Linked DNA regions of Homo sapiens: all the other regions are linked to region 3. A link is a contact called in ENCODE Hi-C or POLR2A ChIA-PET data. All regions are on one chromosome and are shown on one strand. The core of a region is the stretch at or near the end of the contact, and the rest is flanking DNA. Distances in the headings are between cores, read along the strand shown. Region 1 has its middle 24 kb from the start of ATP6V1G3. Region 2 overlaps LINC02789 (long intergenic non-protein coding RNA 2789). Region 3 holds the start of MIR181A1HG (MIR181A1 host gene). Region 4 holds the start of PTPRC-AS1 (PTPRC antisense RNA 1). Region 5 has its middle 37 kb from the start of PTPRC.

What was found. A loop is a pair of places that touch in the nucleus more often than their neighbours do. ChIA-PET counts read pairs that join two places held with the same protein, here RNA polymerase II (POLR2A). Pooled maps may share reads with other maps.
Region 1: a loop to region 3 is called in a map of CD8-positive, alpha-beta T cell, with 2.3 times the contacts of the local background. The contact joins the enhancer-like site here to the promoter of MIR181A1HG in region 3. A Hi-C loop is called at or near these places in 1 of 168 maps with a recorded cell type or tissue (CD8-positive, alpha-beta T cell), 3 of 37 single-sample maps with no recorded cell type and 4 of 50 pooled maps.
Region 2: a loop to region 3 is called in a map of naive thymus-derived CD4-positive, alpha-beta T cell, with 3 times the contacts of the local background. The contact joins the enhancer-like site here to the promoter of MIR181A1HG in region 3. A Hi-C loop is called at or near these places in 1 of 168 maps with a recorded cell type or tissue (naive thymus-derived CD4-positive, alpha-beta T cell), 6 of 37 single-sample maps with no recorded cell type and 12 of 50 pooled maps. POLR2A ChIA-PET finds 5 or more read pairs at or near these places in 1 of 52 experiments (activated naive CD4-positive, alpha-beta T cell).
Region 4: a map of natural killer cell shows a loop between it and region 3 (2.7-fold over the local background). The contact joins the promoter of PTPRC-AS1 here to the promoter of MIR181A1HG in region 3. A Hi-C loop is called at or near these places in 1 of 168 maps with a recorded cell type or tissue (natural killer cell), 5 of 37 single-sample maps with no recorded cell type and 6 of 50 pooled maps. POLR2A ChIA-PET finds 5 or more read pairs at or near these places in 6 of 52 experiments (OCI-LY7, PC-9, activated CD4-positive, alpha-beta T cell and 2 more).
Region 5: a loop to region 3 is called in a pooled map, with 2.8 times the contacts of the local background. The contact joins the enhancer-like site here to the promoter of MIR181A1HG in region 3. A Hi-C loop is called at or near these places in 2 of 168 maps with a recorded cell type or tissue (OCI-LY7 and naive thymus-derived CD4-positive, alpha-beta T cell), 9 of 37 single-sample maps with no recorded cell type and 12 of 50 pooled maps. POLR2A ChIA-PET finds 5 or more read pairs at or near these places in 2 of 52 experiments (OCI-LY7 and activated naive CD4-positive, alpha-beta T cell).

What each region holds. Positions count from the first base shown.
Region 1 is chr1:198,563,474-198,566,173 of GRCh38, forward strand. No RefSeq gene overlaps it. Among named protein-coding and RNA genes, the nearest start is that of ATP6V1G3, 24 kb to the left of the region's middle. Within about 2 kb of position 1,443, at least 2 of the 41 ENCODE cell types and tissues checked have a DNase peak (open chromatin) inside an H3K27ac peak, as active enhancers do; they include CD8-positive, alpha-beta T cell, where a contact is called at or near this core.
Region 2 is chr1:199,224,993-199,227,692 of GRCh38, forward strand. All of the region lies in intron 3 of LINC02789 (long intergenic non-protein coding RNA 2789), which reads left to right. Among named protein-coding and RNA genes, the nearest start is that of LINC02789, 78 kb to the left of the region's middle. Within about 2 kb of position 1,344, at least 4 of the 41 ENCODE cell types and tissues checked have a DNase peak (open chromatin) inside an H3K27ac peak, as active enhancers do.
Region 3 is chr1:198,936,168-198,938,867 of GRCh38, forward strand. It overlaps MIR181A1HG (MIR181A1 host gene), which reads right to left and starts at 1,262. Exons shown (of 3, transcript NR_040073.1): 1 at 1,059-1,262. RefSeq lists enhancers at 1,053-1,112, 1,513-1,562.
Region 4 is chr1:198,665,876-198,668,575 of GRCh38, forward strand. PTPRC-AS1 (PTPRC antisense RNA 1) reads right to left here and starts at 1,267. Exons shown (of 3, transcript NR_199042.1): 1 at 1,124-1,267. All of the region lies in intron 2 of PTPRC (protein tyrosine phosphatase receptor type C), which reads left to right.
Region 5 is chr1:198,601,163-198,603,862 of GRCh38, forward strand. No RefSeq gene overlaps it. Among named protein-coding and RNA genes, the nearest start is that of PTPRC, 37 kb to the right of the region's middle. Within about 2 kb of position 1,434, at least 2 of the 41 ENCODE cell types and tissues checked have a DNase peak (open chromatin) inside an H3K27ac peak, as active enhancers do.

The sequences.
Region 1 (2,700 bases), core at 193-2,692, 370 kb before region 3:
CACCAAGGTACCAGGATAAAATATAAATCATGACTGGTCTAAGTAAACTGATATATACTATACCCTATCAATAAGTCATTTTTTTAACTTCTCATTTTACTTCGTTTGTTCAGATTGATTGAGGACCTCCTAACAACAATAGCCACATTTTATTTAATTCTCACAATAACCCTATGAGGTAGGTATTATCATCCTTGGTTTAAATGAGGAAAGTGTCATGTAAAGGTAAGGAATCTGTAAGCAATAGAACCAGTATTAGAATTCAGGCAACCTTGTTCCAGGATGTAAGTCTTAGTCACTATGGAATGCTAAGGTCATTAGCAGCACACGAATAACTGTAGTAATTACTCCCTTTGCCTTAGGGATTTCTCTTGGTTCTGCTCCTCTTCCTTTTCTTTCATCTAGTTTTTCTTGTTTCCATTTCTCTGTTTTTTACTTAGATTCTGACTTTTTGCTTAGGTCCTCTGGATTGACAGTTCTATTTTAATGATCTGCTTAGCTTTGATTTAGTACTAACTTTTTATTGCTGCCTACTAAATTCGGCTCCAATACATGGCCATTCCTTGAGCTTTCACTCCATACAAGGCTAAGGCTGAGTCTACTGCTTGCTTAACGTGGATTACTAAATGAGAACTATGCTATACTCTTCTCAGAACTTTAATAACAACTAGCAACACATCCAGTGCCTTCTCTAAACATAACTTGTTCATTCATTTATCCATTCATTTAATCTTTCCCTCTTTCCTTCTTCTTTCTTTCCCTTTTTTCCTTTCTTTCTCCTCCTTCCTTCTTTCTTTTCCTTCTTTCCCACTTCCATTCCTTTCCCTTCCCTTCCCTTCCTTTTCCCTTCCCTCCCCTCCCCTCTCCTCCCTTCCCTTCCCCTCCCCTTCCTTTTTCTATTTGTCAGGCATTTATCAATGTTGAACTGATCTGTTATAAGCATTGGACATATGGAGAGGAATAAAGTATGTGCCTTGCCTTGTAGGCCTCATACTCCAACTGAGAAGATAGGTTTTAAACATAAGATAATCAGTGTGCTAACATTACATAAAGTATTCTATATTCCTTATGGATGTTGTCACAGAAGAGGTAAGATATGAGCTGGATCTTCAAGGATAAGTTTTTCAGATAGATAGGAATGAAGTGCTAGGAGCTAAGACTTAATTTAGAATGCAAGATCTCCATATATTCCTTTAAATAGAATAAAATTAGCTTGAGGAAAAGTGCTTTGATGATGCTGGAAGAGGTGCTTATGGTCCCCAAAAAAGGACAGAAAACAGTAAATTTATGACATTAAAATACTTCATTTGGGCCTCTACTTTTGTGCTCTCTCCCTCCTTTACTTCTTCATATTTCTCAAGGTGGTTTAGGTAACCACAATACTTGCGACAATTTATCAGTACCTCATATAGCAAGTGCAAAATACAATAGAGGTCCATATTCAAGTCTGAAACCCTAAGAAGCCACAACATCCCCTGCAAGATCTGAGAGCATTCAGGCCCAGGGCTCATTTATCCTGCACAATCTGCTGTCACTGTAGAGTAATTCAGTGAGCCATTTGAAAGCTTTTCCCTTTCTTCACTTTATAGAGAGTTTTCTTGATAAGCATTAATAAAGGTAGTTATTTTAGAAAGTGCAATTACTTTAGGCAGGTTAAAAACAGCCCAATATATATGTTGTTTTTCTGTCTATACATCATTTATATTGTGTCTCTCTTTCTTAGAAAAATGACGTCCAACAATTTCGATTCCTAAAACATTTTTGTTTATTATAATTTGCCTATAAAATATGGCCTAGTCATGATATTGAGAATCATTTTCATTTGTTACAAAGTTATAACAAATAATAATCTATGTCTTTCCTAAGTTAAAGAAGACTTTTATCTTTTTATTATTGGGATGGATTGCTACTGCTCAAATGATCACATTTATGCATATTACTAACCTCTAAATTCATGTGATTTCTAGTCCAATTTATTTCTTTTCAGGTCTTCAAGAATTCACAGCACTTTTTTTAAATTTTAGTTTACGTTCAGGGATACACATACAGATTACTTCATCACCCAAGTATTAAGCCTAGTGCCCATTAGTTATTTTTCCCGATCCTCTCCCTCCTCCCACCCTCTATGGTCTAGTAGGCCTCAGTGTCTGTTGTTTCCCTCTGTGTCCACATGTTTTCATCATTTAGCTCACTTATAAGTGAGAACATACAGTATTTGGTTTTCTGTTACTGCATTAGTTTGCTAAGGATAATGAACTCCATCTCCATCCATGTTCCTGCGTAGGACATGATTTCATTCTTTTTTTATGGTTGCATAGTATTCCATGGTGTATATGTACCACATTTTCTTTATCAAATCTACCACTGATAGACATTTAGGTTGATTCCATGTCTTTGCTATTGTGAATAGTGCTGCAATGAACATACACATACATGTGTCTTTATAATAGAATGATTTATATTTTTAGGTATATACCCAGTAATGGCATTGCTAGATCAAATGGTAGTTCTGTTTTTAGATCTTTGATAAATCGCCACACTGCTTTTCACAGTGGGTGAACTAATTTACACTGCCACCAAAAGTGTATAAGCATTCCTTTTTCTCTTTTATTTTTTGACTTTTTAATAATAGTCATTCTGACTGGTATGAGATGGTATCTCATTGTGGCTTTGATTTACATTTCTCTAATGATTGATGAT
Region 2 (2,700 bases), core at 94-2,593, 290 kb after region 3:
CCAGTAAGAGAAGTGACTTGACATGCAAAATGAAATCTATTTTCAGAATTGAGCTACCAGCAAGAGCAAACAGATCAAAAAGACATCAACATGGTCAAATGTGGGCCATTCAAGGGACAGTAAGTCAATTAGACTGCCTGAGTATAGTTCACAAATAGCACAGTGTGAAATTAACATAAGGGAGGCCTTGACAAAAAGTTTAATTGAATTCTCTCCTTTAATAATGTCTTTGCCATATTTCAAGTCATCTTTCCTAAAATATTGTAAAATATTTTTGAAAATGTTTGAATTCCTGAGCCATTAGCCTTTTTTCTCTTGGTGAAGATTTAGTTTCATCTTTCCCTCTACTTGTTGAATGTGGCAGTTCTAACCATTAGAACATGTGCTGAGTGATTTGGGCGGCTCTTCGAATCACTTACAAATTGAAGCACTCAAACAAGTTTACATCAGTTTATTCTTCAGTGTCTGCACATGCCCAGATGTCTGAACACAAGAGAAGAACTCTTTAAAAAAAAAAAAAAGAGTATTTTCAGCAGCCTCAAATTTCTATGCATTATACATTCCTGGAACCCTGATAACGTCCAAATTGAAGCACTCTGGGAAGTTTAGAGAGCTTGTATAATTTTAAATTGTCCTATACATGGCTCAGACCTCATGTACTTCACAAATTGAAGAACCTTTCAATTTTGAACATTTCAATAATTTTAAATCAAGGCATGCGCATCTAGATTTAATTTTTACTTGCATTTTAACTTACGTCACATAGACCAACTGAAAAATAAATCATTATTCTGATATATTTCTAGAAACTCACTTCCATTTTCAAAGAGATTTTTAGTGTGTTTCTCTTTGCTGTTTGTGATTAAATCAACATAGCAAAAGCATCACAGGCTGAAGAGGTATGTTTACTACACTTGACTATGTTTGCTGCACTTGAATTTGAAAATGCCAATACAACAATGTGCCTTACTCTAAAAAATTAAAGCCGTGTTACCATTAAGGCTGACATTTGGCTACTACACTGAGTATCACAACTAGTAAGATTTGACTACAAAAGAAAACTTAGCTCTTTTCTTAAAATAAGCTAGCTATGATAACGAGAGCTAGACAGTGGGAAAATTTGAGCTTGTGAGGCCCTAAAGAGTTTTTATTTTCAAAGGTACAAATTATTGAATTTAGAATAAGAAGGAACCTCTGTGGCTACTCAAGTCTGCAGAGTTATATTACATGACTGAATGAATGAATAAAAGCTCTGTACATTATAATTTGGAATGCACTGAATTAGCAAACCTCCCACACCCCCAACCCCCCAAAAAGTAAAGATGTTTAAAGTAAAAGCAAAAGAGTCTGCCATCAGATCTCACAGAATAACTCCGTGGGAATTCCCCACATGAAAGATTACAGGATATGACCTAAGGATATATCACCCTACACAGTCATAAATTAAATTTACTGTAAGAACCACACAAACAGAGAAAAAAAGAATCACAGAGCCGTACAATAAAAGCCAGCCTAAAATTAAGGGTATTGATCATTTGCCTAAGAAGTGAGAGCACAAAACCATAGAGTGATTAATGGTATTATTATTAGAGGAGCTCACCCAACCTCCTATGTTCCCAACAGAAAATTGATACTGTTTTAAATGTTTTGCCACTGTAATTTTTTAATATGTCAGCCAAATGTTTTATCTAATTGCTAAAACACAATCAGGAATAATTTTTAATTCAGTGTTAAGTATTCATTTGAAATAAATGATTGCTTATGTTTCATGTGCAGTGGAAGGAAAACCCACAATTCATCTAATTCTGAATTTTTCTGGTTGCTTTTCTCTTACATAAAATTTCTAGACAATATAGTCGCATTTTCCCTAAGTAAACATGAGTAAATCAAGCCCAGAGCCCATTCTCCAAACTGAGAAGATTGGAAAATGTAATTTCCCACCCTGAGCTCTCAGATGAATAGCCACGAGTACTTCTTAGCAGCTGGGACAAGGAGAAAAAAAAGATACATGGAAAGTATACCTCTGTTTTTAAATAAAAGTAAAGACTTGATTTTAAGTAGAGGTTAGGGTCAGGCCAGGTCAGACATTTGATTCCCTGGGTCAGGCCTCTTCAGTCTGTGACCTACCAAGAGAGGCATCATGTTCTAACTCTTCTCTGACAAAAGCAGCAAAAACAAGGCATTTTAATACAATCTGGACTAATTAGGCTTCCAAGTTAGAATAAAAGAACATTTTTTTTAAAAAAGACATAGAGCCTTTCTTATTTTATGGCAACTAAAAAGAGTATTGTGATCAAATAATGGCATATGTGAAAAGTGGCAAGAGGCAAATTATCCTGTTTTCCAAATTTCAGGAAAATCATTTTTCCAAACTAATAGGATTACCCATCACAAAGAATGTTTGAAACTGCTATTTTATATGGCAACAAATCCAACCATAGAAAAAAGAAAACAGAATGAACAGCCTCAAGAAAGAAACATAATGGAAAAGGCTCATGGGGGCTTGTATTTGGCCTATTATTTACAAGCGAAAAATTCCTTTGTTAGCTGTGAACAGACTTTATGGCAAAACCCCATAGACCAGTCTCAGACCAAGCAAAATCCCTTATAATTGCCAAAATTTGATTTATGTAAACTTAGGAGATCCTGGTCTCTGCCTCACTATTTGCAGGAAAAATGTTTCTGTGAACATGATGAATA
Region 3 (2,700 bases), core at 12-2,511:
TTATAAGACTTAGCTTATAACTTTTTAAGGATGTGGATAATTCTAAAAGTAAAGGCATAATGTATTGCTAGATTACTGTAGCTGAATATAAAAAGAAAGCAGTAATGCAGGAACATTCTATCCATTTGTTTCCAATTATTTTATAAATTTAAAAACTGCATTGTATGTTGCTTCTGTTTGAACTCCATCAAAAAACCTCACTATGAATGTAAGGAACTTAGATGCTAATCATATCTTTTGCTTGCTAGAAAGAAGAAATGCCAAATTATTTTATTCTTCAAGCATTCTTCTATAAAGAAGCTTCCGCATGCTTCCTCCCCACCCCCACATCCTCACTCCACCCTATTAGGAATTTCAAAAAAAAAAAAAATCTTTATACATGGAAGGCTAGATCCTAAGACAGAAAGCTGTCTTTTCCTTCTGTCTTTACACTGGCCACTTTCAGTCGCCTTCACTTCTGCTGGGACTTTATTTCACATTGTGTGGACTACAACACCGAAACCAGTTCAGTCTCTATCCTTATTATAAAATTAAAAGTGGTGGTTAAAAAAACATATAAAGCCCTGGCTTGAAGCCATTGTTCAGAATTTAAGAGCTATTTGCCCCCAAGTGTCTTTGCAGTCTTTCATAGCTAATTATAATAACTGTCAGATGTCTGGAAAGTCTATGGTGCCCTTGTCAGTGGAGTCAGCAAAGTTTGTCTTTTATTTTTCTTGGGGACAGAGCAAATCTGATTAGACATAAAGAGCAAAAAGAAGTGAACTAAGTACATATGCGTGTGCCTTCATTTTTTCTTATGAACAAAGCAGCACACTAGAGCGATGTTCCAGCGCACAGCCTCCTACAGCTACTCTTTGGAATGCCTGACTTTTATTTTTAATTCTTTATCCTCAACAGAATAAAGTATGCAACAATTGTCCCTGGAATATTTTCCTGCCAGCTGAATAACCTTCAATATACACATGAAAGAGTACCCTTAAGAAATCTTCAAATATTGGATGTTTATGACATAAAACTATTTTAATCAGTACACTTGACGGAAAGAAAGGTATACTTACAATTTCAAAACGGTTATTTGCTCTAGTTTCTTGTCCCCGGAGGCAGAGCAGAGGCTTTTGCCAGACTGTCCATGATGCAGGTGCAGAATCCCTGTTTTCATGCCGGAGAGGAAGGTAGAAAGTGCTTCATAAAGTCACTCGGAACTCAGCCACTTGTGCTCAGACATCCCTTGCTCCTGTGGAAGCTGTACTATCTGCAGTTCTGAATTGAACTAAATTACAGCCCATGTGAAAGACAGGGGCAGTGAGTCATGTGAGAGATACAGAGCTATCCTATTGGCCACAAAGACATAGCTTAGGCATTCTGCCTTTTCCACCATTGGTGAATAGTTAAAACTGAAAGCATCTAGATCCTCCTCTTGAGCTTATTTGTCCTCTATGTGTGGAAGAATGACTGTAGGATTTTACAGTGACAGAATTAGTTAAGAAAGGGACTGAAGTCATCCTTCACAGAGACTGGTGGGAGGTGATTGGAAGCTCAGCTTTTTTAAGATTTCTTTTTTCTTTTTATCCCCCTGCCCTGCAGTTTTGTCTATAATTTGCCTGTTTGCCTGTCAGAAAAAATGTTTTTTGTATTTTTTTCTCCCTTCAGTTAACCTTGGAAGTGACAGAAAGTAAATTATCATCATATTCCTTTGCAGAACTGTCATGTTTTGAAGCACAAAATCAATTATTTTCAATGACGCATTTTCAAATTTTATTTTTACATTTACAGAGACTTTATTGTAGTTCTAAACTAATAAACTAAATTGTCCATTAGTGACACCAACAACAGAATTAACTTTTGAGTAATTATTACATTTTGGAGAAAGGAGGGCTAGAAATAACTCTGGGAAATAATAAAAGGCAACAATATCAAAACAAATCAAATAAGGGGCTTTAACTAAGAAGGGATAAAGAAGAAATATATTTCTCCATCAAAGTCACTCTTTAATTTACCACTTTATGTAAGGCAGAATGTCCAGAAACTGCCAGTCAGAAGGTATTTTTAGTTTTGCTAGGATTCTTTAATTCACCCAATTCCTTAAAAATACTTAAATGTGTTTGTAAAGATTTAGAGGCTGTAAACTACCTTAGAAGTCATCAAGTCTCACATTCCCTATGTTAAAGGTGAGGAATGTAGCCTCTGACAGTAGTGACTCTCTTCATAACACTGATCCACCGTGTTATGCAAAATAAATGAAGGAAACATTGAAATAAATACTAGTTTGCTCTGTCTTACGTACCTACTAAGAGCCAGTTACCTTCTCATTTAATTCAATAATTGTACAACCCATAGAATAAGTTTGACTACTTTCATTTCTCCTCGGCAAAAACAGACTCAAATGTTTTACTACCATGGTAGTGCCTGGATTTGAACCCAAGTGGCTGATTCCATACCTACTTTTTCCAACTAGGTATGTGTCCTTCCAAATAATGATGGTTGTCACTTATAGGTTCCTTCCTACTGTATGGCAAGTAATGTGCAAAACCCTTTAGAGCCCCTCATTCAGTTCTCACAACTGTTAATGAGTCAATTATTCTATTTTGCTGATTTCATTGATGAGGAAATGAGGTGTATACTACTCAGTATTATGTAGATGGTAGCTGGTAGCATGTGATTCAAATCAGCTCTGATCTGTTTTACACACTATATGGATTC
Region 4 (2,700 bases), core at 17-2,516, 270 kb before region 3:
TGGAAAGACATCCCAAGTGTACGTATTGTTTATATTATGTTATTAGTATATCTTTACCAGCAAAGGGCAGGTCATCATCATTCAATATGCTCAAATACTCACATTTAAAGACATAGGCACTTTGAGAGGCCAAGGGGGGAGAATCACTTGAGCCTAAGAGTTCAAGACCGGCCTGGGCAACATGGCAAATCCCATCTCTACAAAAAATACAAAAATTAGCTGGGTATAGTGCCTGTGGTCCCAGCTACTTGAGAGGCTGAGGTGAAAAGATTGTTTGAGTCGAGGAAATGGATGCTGCAGTGAGCCATGGTCACACCACTGCACTCCAGCATTCTAGCCTGGGCAACAGAGCAAGACCCTGTCTCAAAAAAAAAAAAAAAAAAAAGAGAGATGTAGGGAGCATTGTGGACATCTATTCATGGAGGGTTAAACAATAGAATTAGACAACCATGTGTATGTGTGGAATCATGTGTTTTTTCCACACATGTAGGAAGGAGAAGGTAGGAACAATGAAAAGATTCTTTTAGTGATCATAGTGGCTCCAAAACAGATGCTTTGGTATATGTAATACCCATTTATCTTATAAAGAAAATAAAGAAATAATAAAAGCATTTGCTAACCATGTTAGATGCTATAGTAAATGTAAAAATAAAGGGTCTGTTAATCTATTAACTGAGCTTAATATATGATGTGATATAACAGCAGCCTTCAAATATGCGGAGGGCTATAACAGAGATCATGATGAACAGACTTTTATTCTGGCTTAGAAAGACTAGACACAGAAATTAAAGGCATAAATTACTCTACAAGCAAAGCAATCTTAACATAACACTCCTTTCAAGGTAGACTATGAATATTTCCACCAATAATATATTTATTAAAATAGATTCCTTTTCATTTGTCTTTTTAAGTTAAACATAATCTTGCTTGAATGAGGATGAGTATAAGATACCTCAGTCATGACCTTGTAGATCACTGCATCAGCCAGCTTTGTATTCAGCTATCAAACAAAATAAAATGTGATCACTAGTGGTTCAAATACATTGGAGTTCTACAACTAAAGATCTAAAGGAATGAAATCCATGACTAGTACAAAGACATAATAATGCCCTAAGCAACTTACGATATTTTGATGTTTCTTTTCTGACACCCCATTCGATAGGCTTTTGTCTTCATGCTCAGCATCTCCTATCTCATTTGGGATGCTATGCGTCCACACCTTTCATCACATTCCAGCAAAAAGAAAGGGAAGGCAAAGTGGTAATATATTTTTCCTAGTGAGGTTTTGCCTCTTTATTCAGGGATGGAAACCTTCCCCAGAAGCTTTTGTCTACACTTATTGGCCAGAAATTTAACATATAACCATTCATTGCTGTCAGAGGTGGGAAGGAGTCCCTGAGAAAGAAATTATTCTTGTTTTCCAGCCTCTATTGTAGCATTTAACAAGGAAGAATGGGATTATGAATAGCTTTGGAATGTTTATCATGTCTTCTAGTTGCCATAGCTCATAGTCATTTTATATGATTGAATCTATATTAGGCCTTTTATCTGACAAGTTTCCCAATGTACAAAGACTGAAAAAAAATAATTTTCCTCAGATGGGAATAAAGAATGTCAACTGGTCTGGCCAAGTGAGTTTGGAAAGCTAAGATTTAGCCTTGGGTGCATTATTGATGGACAATAAAGGAGTAGGTGGCACTCATCCATTCATTCAGTTATTCTAGCTGTGCTATTGAATACTTGCTAACTGCAAAGCACAGAGCTAGATCCTAGTAAGAATATAGAAAAGAAAGTCACAGTCTCTGCCTTGAAAACATATTTATTTTATTTCTAGGACAAGACATCTACACATATACAAACTGTCAATTCATAACATGTCATGGAAACATAAAAGAAGGTATCAGTGAAAGTGGAGTGTTTAAGGAAATTTCCATGCAGTTGATAGAATTTTAATCCTATAATTTCAATAGGTAGTAGCTGTGTCTCAGGCATTCTAGGCAGTGCACAGCAAGAGAAAAGATTGAGATAAAGATAAAAACTGGAAAGAAGTAGGCAATCAGTCATATTTCTGCAAAGCAATGTTAGAAAATTGCATGTGTTAGCTTGTATACACAACTTAGCTTACAATGTTAGCTTGTAGCTAACTGAATACAGATGTGAGAGTTAAAATATACTCTCCTAACAGTAGAATAATGATTGTTAGAGTGGCAGGGATGATCTTATAGAAATAAACATTGGACAACCAGCAAAAACAGTGAAAGCCAGCCATATGGCTATCTGGAGGAAGAGCATTCCAGCTACTCAAATCCAAAGTGGTATCATGGTGTGATGTCTTTTTTTTTATTTTTGTTTTAGAGACAGGGTCTCACTATATTCCCCAGGCTGGTTTCAAACTCCTGAGCTCCTGTGATTCTCCTGCCTCAGCCTCCTGAGTATAGTCACATGCCACCATGCCCAGCTAAGTTATATATAAACATAAGCACAGAGTAACATGGTAGCAAAAAATAATGTCACCCAAATTAGGGTTTTGAAGACAATACAGGAGTTAGATAGATAAAGAAGAGAGGGAAGGGCATAACACAAAGGAACAGGAAGTATTAAAATGTGCGTGTTATGGACTTGCATACAAATTGAGTGCTTTAATTTTGCCAAGCATCTTTCATAACACTATAAGGAATTAACAGTATGAGATAGCATAAG
Region 5 (2,700 bases), core at 184-2,683, 330 kb before region 3:
AGACATTTTTCCCATTGTCTTTGCTATTAACATTTGACTCCTCTTTACTTATGCAAATTTCTGCAGCTGGCTTGAATTTTTCCCAAAACATGGGTTTTTCTTTTCTACTGCATGGCCAGGCTGCAAATTTTCTAAACTTCTATGCTCTGCTTCTCTTTTAAATATAAGTTCAAGATTCAGATAATCTATGTTCATGCATATGAGCATATATTTTAGAAACAGCCAGGTCACATCTTGAATGCTTTGCTGCTTAGAAATTTCTCCCGCCAGATACCCTAAATCATCTCTCTCAGGTTCAAAGTTCCACAGATCTCTAGTGCAGAGGCAAATGACACCAGTCTGTTTGCTTAAAGGATAGCAAGAGTGACCTTTACTCCAGTTCCCAGTATGTTCTTCATCTCCATTTGAGAACACCTCAGCTTGGACTTCATTGTCCATATCACTATTGGCATTTTGGTCAAAACCATTCAACAAGTCTCTAGGAAGTTCTAAACTTTCCCACATATTCCTATCTTCTGAGCTTTCAAAACTTTTCTAACTTCTGCCTATTACCCAGTTCCAAAGTCAGTTGCACATTTTCAGGTATCTTTATAGCAATACCCCACCCTTCTGTTACCAATTTTCTGTATTAGTGTGTCCTCACACTGCTATAAAGAACTACCTGAGACTGGGTAATTTATGAAGAAAAAAGGTTTAATTGACTCATAGTTCTTCAGGCTTAACAAGAAGCATGAATGGGAAGCCTCAGGAAACTTACAATCATGGCAGAAGGTGAAGGGGAAGCAAACACTTTATTCACATGGTGGCAGGAGAGAGAGAGTGAGCAAAAGTGGAAGTCCCACACACTTTTAAACCATCAGATCTTGTGAGAATTCACTTGCTATCATGAGAACAGCATGGGGGAAATCCAGCCCCTGTGAGTCAATCATCTCCCAAGAGGTTCTTCCCCCAACTTTGGGAATTACAATTCAACATGAGATTTGGGTGGGGGCAGAGCCAAACCACATCAATATTTATTGCCTTCTTAACAAGATGTCTGGAGTAGGATATTTCAGTTTTGATTTATCAGAATTCTGGGTGAATATTTAGTGATTTATAGGACTTCTTAACACTGCTACCCAGAAATGACACCTCACTTGCATTCCCATTTTATTGGTCCAAGCAACTATGATGACAAGACTATTCAGGCATGAGGAGAGACAGCCAAATCACATTATTAAACCAAGTTGTGGCTCATGGCTCACATGTCAGAGAACACAAGGAGAAAGTGAAGCGACATCTACAGTAGAGCAAGGGAAAGACTAGGGAGAACAGGATAAGGGAGAGAGTGAGGAAAGAGCGAGACAAGAGGTGGTATATCTGACTCTCTTCTTTTATCAGATAAGAAACATCTTTCTAGGAACACATGCAGCAGAAGCATGCTTTCACTCACTTCTTGTTGGCAATAACAAGTCTACCTGGCACTCCCTAGCTATAAGGGAAGTTGAAAAAGGAAGTATCTGACTTTTTAAAAATTTGTTGTGAAAAGAGAGAGGAGTTAGGGAACCCCCATTAGATAATTTAGTCAACTATGACTTCCATATTCCTCCCACTCAATGGTAAATGATTAAAAAGTAGTTTAGTAGGTCAGCCCCAGAATTCACTTCATTACCCAGCTTCATCATCAAAACTATACTTTAATTCAAAATTCAAAATATTATGTCATCCAGTTTATCAAGAAGCCCATATAGTTTTGATATTTTCTTTTGATTTCTGTATGAATTTGTCATGAAACTTTTAATTTCTTTACAAACAGGTTTCTGATTTTGAACCTTTCCACCTTCAAATTTCACCCTCACCCTCATCACCCTCTTCAAATTCAAAGCCTCAAGTCTTGTCAATCTTACCTCAAAACTATATCTGGATCCTGTTGATTTTTCTCCATCTCTTTCTTTCCATTCTTTTTTCCAAGCATCAAGCATCATTAATTTTCATTTTGACCAATGCGCTAGCTCCCTGGCTGATATCCTTACATCAGTTCTTGGATCTCCATAGTACATGCATCATATTATGCAAAGTTTTTAAAGGAGAGCTTTTAAAAATGTAAGTCAGATTAATTTTTTTTTGAAAAATAGCAAAAAAAAAGGAATAAAAATGTAAGTTAGATTTTGTAACTCCTTGCTTAAAACTTTTGATAATCTTCCCATTGTGCAACTCCTAAACTCCTTAGGGTGGACCACACCCCACTGAGAATTACTTGAGTAAAGGGACTGTAACTGTTTTGCTAACATCATACATATAGCAAAAGGAAAATAGGACAGTGCCTGTTATTTATATGTATGCGTGTGTGTAAGTGTGTGCATGCATAGGTGTGCAGGTGTGTGTGTTACATGAAAAAATAAATGATAGAATTGTAATTATTATTATAGTTTCTATAAGATTTATAGTAGAAACTCTTTAAACAAGCTCCTCACTTTTACCAAAGGCCGCTTTCATATACAATTGGATAATGTGATCATCTAGCCAAGGAGGTAAAATAATATTGATTAAAGCCATGTAAATACTGAGATAATGTATATAAATATGTAAATACCTAACAGACTATTATCAATTCTGTAATTTTATAGGACCCTCCTACATTAAGCATTGAAATTTTGTCTAAAAATATTAGTTGGATCCACCATTTCACCAATTTGAAACGATACTTGAAGGCTATTCTTT